2 separate regions of the Homo sapiens genome follow, and region 2 is linked to region 1. Evidence: chromatin loops called from intact Hi-C (ENCODE). Cell type or tissue: heart left ventricle. All regions are shown on one strand.

What was found. Peaks named below come from ENCODE experiments on the same cell type or tissue, not always from the same donor. Only the 100,000 strongest peaks of a DNase experiment are listed, where the experiment ranks them.
Region 2: a loop joins it to region 1, with 2.4 times the contacts of the local background. A loop is called at or near these places in 62 of 110 quality-filtered maps.

Annotation. Positions count from the first base shown.
Region 1 is chr22:38,260,932-38,263,431 of GRCh38, reverse strand. The region is part of intron 1 of TMEM184B (transmembrane protein 184B); the gene reads left to right. Among named protein-coding and RNA genes, the nearest start is that of TMEM184B, 11 kb to the left of the region's middle. RefSeq lists enhancers at 1,019-1,108, 2,493-2,500. In heart left ventricle, a CTCF peak has its summit at 1,167 (motif pointing left); a DNase peak (open chromatin) is centred at 1,171; H3K27ac peaks cover 2,000 bases.
Region 2 is chr22:38,312,681-38,315,180 of GRCh38, reverse strand. It overlaps TPTEP2-CSNK1E (TPTEP2-CSNK1E readthrough), which reads left to right. Exons shown (of 15, transcript NM_001289912.2): 6 at 1,012-1,099. The coding sequence starts at 1,024. CSNK1E (casein kinase 1 epsilon) reads left to right here. Exons shown (of 11, transcript NM_152221.3): 2 at 1,012-1,099. The coding sequence starts at 1,024. Among named protein-coding and RNA genes, the nearest start is that of CSNK1E, 3.5 kb to the left of the region's middle. RefSeq lists enhancers at 110-159, 180-349, 420-479. In heart left ventricle, no CTCF peak of the experiment used is centred here; a DNase peak (open chromatin) is centred at 1,520; H3K4me3 peaks cover 2,368 bases; H3K27ac peaks cover 2,500 bases.

The DNA of each region.
Region 1 (2,500 bases):
AGGTCTGGGCGGTGTGTCTCGGAGCTGCCATCAGTGTAAAAGGGAAGAGAATCAAAAGTGTCTTTGCTTGTCTATGCCCAGGGGGTCTCTGGGCAGACACCGCAAGTCGGTGATTGTGATGCCTCTGGAGGGGGTGCTGGTCATGGGAGATTGCTTGTTTGCTGGAGATCCCATGTACCTTTTGATTGCTGAAGCAGGTGAATGTACGCCTTTCCAAGAAATTAAAATGGGCCAGGTGCGGTGGCTCACGCCTGTAATCCCAGCAGTTTGGGAGGCTGATGTTGGAGGATCACTTGAGGTGAGGGGTTCGAGACCAGCCTGGCCAACATGATGAAACCCCATCTCCACTAAAAATACACAAATTAGCCAGACATGGTGGTACATGCCTGTAATCCCAGCTGCTCTAGAGGCTGAGGCAGGAGAATCATGTGAACCCTAGAGGCTGAGTTTACAGTGAGCCAAGATCATGCCATTGTACTCCAGCCTGAGCTACAGAGCGAGACTCTGTCTCAAATAATAAAATAAAATAAATTAAAAACATAAGGACTGTAACCTTGCCTCCTGCCCAGTGTAGGAAGGTCAAGGTTCTGGCTACTTCTCAAGTACAGGAGCCTCACTCAGGCCCCAGACCACTAATCAAAAAATATGTGCTTGGTTCTCACAAAGGGGCCGAGTGTGAGGGCTTGGGTGTTGCTTGGTAAATACGACCCCCGGTCCCGGCCTTGGAGAGATGGAGCCCTCTCTGGGCCCCTTGGACACACTGCTGTTGGCTGACTTTGTCATTTTCAACCCTTGCTCCGATTGGCTCACGTCATGATTTCTGAAACCTTTGGGGGCTTCCCCACTGACAGAAAGATACACTTTAACTCAGCACTGGGCATCCCAGGCCCTCTTTACTGGGCCTCTTCTTGAGCCGCACTTGGCCTGTCACCCCTTCCTCTGTCTGCCCTCTTAACTCCCCACCTCCGTGCCTTTGCTCATATAGTTCCCTTTGCCTGCCTTTCCGTCCAGAGCAGTCTCCACGTGCCCAGGTCCTGTCTGACTTTCAAGGGCCAGCTTAGTTTCCACTTCTGCACTGCCTTCTGACCTCCCTGGCTTCTGTGTAAACTGCCCAGATCAAGCCACACAATGGTTCCTGCACCCAAGGAAGCTCCCTGGGGCCCCCTCCTGGCCACTCGCTCTTCGCCGGTAGTCACCACTCACACCTTGGCACTTTCGCGTGGTGCCTGCCGCTGCCTGTTTGGGCCTCCCACACACAGAGTGTACAGAACGGACTCCTCGGTGTCTGGCTGCCTTCCCGCAGCACTGTCAGATCATCCAGGTTGCCTGTAGTGGCCCTTTGGTTTTTTTCTCTGCTGCGTAGGAGTTCACCAAATATACCACTATTTATTCATTCTCCTGTGGACAGGCATTGGGTTATGTCCAGCCTCTTCGGTGAATTCATTCTTGTCTTTGGGGGCGCGTGTGCGCTCTTTGCTGGGTATACACCCAGGGTGGGTTGATGGCTTACCTGACTCAGAATGTGTTTGCATGAATGAAATTCAGGTTGGTATGAGAAATCTAGGGTGTCCTGGCTGGAGCCAGGCTTCTTGATTACAGGGACAGAGCAGGTACAGGGATCCTGGTTTAGACAGCCTGCTCCCATGGGGTGGTAGCATTGTTGGGGTGCAGGATGCTGAATCTGCAGGGGACCTATCCGCTCAGTGCCCAGTGGGATTTTAGCTGGCTGGAAAGGTGGTCACATGTAGAGGGGCTCAACAATCCAGCTAAAGAGGCTGAGCGTTGGTCCATTGTTCTCAATTTGAGAGAAAACTGAGATCATCAAAATTAGGACTGGTATGTACTAAAGGAAAGAACCTAATTACAAGGCTGAATTGAGTAAGCCCTCGCTGAGGGACTTTGGATTTCTTTGTTGTTCCCCTTTATTTCTGCACCCCCACCCAAGTGACAGATATGTACATGATTGGATGATTTTGCTTTCCTGGTTGAGAGATTCCTGGGAACTTGGCCCAGGAGAAGGGGGAGAAATGTGGAGCCGCTAGAGTGGCCTCCGCTTGTTTGTGTTGATTGAAGGGGAGACGGAAGGAGAGCTGTGGACCCCTGACCCCTTGTGAGGGCATGTGATCCTTTTCAAAAGGCTCACCAGGCAGAAGTGCCTGGCCAGGGGCCGCTCTTTCCCTCTAATCCCCTCTGGAGAAGGGCCAGGCTGTGGGTTGCTGACCTGCTCTGATGTGGATCAGCCTCCCCCAATAATGCAGCTGCCCAGAAGCTCAGAGAGCCCAGGCAACCCCCAAAGGCAGGAGGGCCGGCTGTCATTCCCGTTGTCATTCCCAGGCGGCTGGAGTGGGAGCAGAGCGGTCAGTTCAGATGAACAGTGCTCGAGTCTGACCCCAACCAGCGAGTTATGGTAAGATGGAAGGTTCTCCATCTATATTAAATAAGAGAACAAAAGCCCTCCCAGGCTGCATGAATATTCCAGGGATATATATGTGAACGGGTT
Region 2 (2,500 bases), 52 kb before region 1:
CAGGTGGGACAGCCGGAGCCCTGTCCTCGGCGAGGCTGTACCATCTGCAGGGTGGTGTGGGACAGGTGGCATGGCCTCTGTGAGCCTGAGTACCCTGTCTGTGAAAGGAGTTCCCTCTTGCTAGTCCTTGATGCTGGTCCTCTTGTAAACACCCCTCCCCCTGTTTACTGCAGTCCCTGGTCCCTGTCCCCACGGCAGCACTGCCTCCAGGCCTTCAGTTTCCTCCTCTGCTGACCAGGAACAGGGTGTCCGGACTTTTGCCCCAGGCCAGAGCAGAGGGGTCCCTCCTCTGCCCCAGGCCAGAGCAGAGGGCTCCCCCCTGGCCCTGAGGAAGGAGAGAAGCTGCTCACATCAGAACTCCTCCTCCCACCCATCCGGGGCAGGCGGCTAAAACCCTGGCTCAGTCCCCTTTGTTGTTCTATGAGGGCCCTCTTAGGAGACCCTCCTAGTCTTAAAGGACGCCAGCTCCAAACAGTTTATCCAAGCGGCTATGGGCCTCCGTGTGAGGTCTTGGTGTCATGACGTAGAGATGGGGAGGTGGCTGGAAGGTGGATGGTCGAGGGCATTCTTTTCTGCCTTCCCCCCAGTAGGGGATGCGACTTTCTCCTGCAAGGCGTGCTGGGCACTGGCGAGGTCTGGCCTCTGGGCAGGGGCAGTACTTGGGAAGACCAGGCCAGGCTGTGGGAGCCTGGGGGGTAGGAGGTGTAAGAGGGCTGATGCCCGTTGTGATCCCTTGAGAAGCTTCTTTTGAGGGGCCCCTGAATGAGCATCCCCCAAAGACATGCTTGCTTGGCTGCTTCCTCTCTGGCCACACTGAAACCTGTCCTCAGCCTGCCTTAGCTGTTCCCCAGGTGTGTGGAGTGCAGGCTGTGGGCCACCTGACACCTGCAGAATGTGGTCTTCGAGAATGCAGGTTTTCGAGTTCCTGGTGGCTCTGCCTGGCCTTGGTGGACTGGACCCCTTTCCCGGCTCCCCACGTCGCTGACCCTCATGTTCCTGCTTCCTCTGCAGCAAGAGTGAGCCATGGAGCTACGTGTGGGGAACAAGTACCGCCTGGGACGGAAGATCGGGAGCGGGTCCTTCGGAGATATCTACCTGGGTAAGTGTTCCTAGCTCCAGCTGGAGCCCCTGGGGCCAGCCCATGGGACCAAGAGGAGGAAAGACCCCAGGATTTGGGGATCTGAAGTCAGAATGTGGCTCCAGGGGCATGATTTGCCCCAGGGCCATCCCAGATGGGGAAGGAAGCAGCAGGTTGCCGGGAGGCAGGCCAGGGGGCTCCTCTCGCAGGCCAGGCTGGGCACTGGAGGGTATTTTTAGCTCCAGTTTCTGCAGGAGTCATGCGGTTCTTTTGTGCCTCAGTGTCCCGGGTCAGCTGGGTCACCAGCTGGGTGTGGGAAAACCCAGGCGGGGTTCACATCCTCTCCCCTGCTTCCTGGGAGAAGGATATTGGTAGATAGAAGGGACTTGGGTTGCTGCTGGACCCCTAGCCAGGCCCCCCTCTCTATGTCCTGGCCTCCTGGAACCCAGCCCAGGCAGGCTTTGGGATGACGCAGGCTCCCCTGTAACCTCGGGGGTGGGGTGGGGGGATGCGGTCTCCTCATTAGGGAGTTCTCTCTCTCTCTTTTTCTCTCCGGATGTGCTTCCTGTTGAAAGTATGAGTATGCTGTGATGTTGCATTTTAAACAAATCACTGACCTCTCAGTCCTCCCCTTGGCCTGGGAGAAATGAGGCTTGCGCCTTTCAGTGCCACTTCTGAGGGGCACGGTCATGAGTCTTGGCCCTTCCTTTGTGCTTATTGGTCCAAAGGGAAGGTATTTAGTGTTGGTGCTTGTGGATTAGCGGGTGGAGGCTTGAAGTTGCTGGAGTGAGGTGGCCAGCCCTTCTACGAGTTATCCTCATTCCTGTCCCTGCACCCTCAGAAGCAGGCTAGACACACCTCTGTGCCTTGGTTACCCTCCTTGGAAAATGAAAATCAGCTCTGTCCAGTGCAGAGAACACCAAGTCTGTGTGTCGTGTCCATCAGCTCAGAACTTCGGGGTTTCTGTTACCCCATGGTTAGGGTTCCTTGGAGTATGAAATGTGCTAAGGAAGCCTCAATGGAGACGGGGACGGAGACTGGGAGTTCCCTGACCACTTCCTTGCAGGGTACTTTCTGCAGCCCCTAGAGATAGTACCAGATTATTTGTTTGGCACATCAGGAAACTGAGGCACAGATGGTCAAGTTGGCCTCCCAAGACCGCTCTAGAAAACTGGCAGAAGCAGCCTGTATGCCCACAGCCCTCCACATGAGTGAGAGCGTGGAAGACAGAACATGCCGAGGGAGACGTTAGACGTCTAGCTCTGCGTTCTAGACGTGGCTTTGTGTGGCTGTGGGAAGGTCATGCAGCTCCTCTGTGCCTCAGTGTCCCCATCTGTAGTTTGTGATAATGCTGCCTGACTGACCAAGAACTGTTCCAAGGCAGAGATGAAATGACAGATGGGAAAGTATTTTGTAAACTCT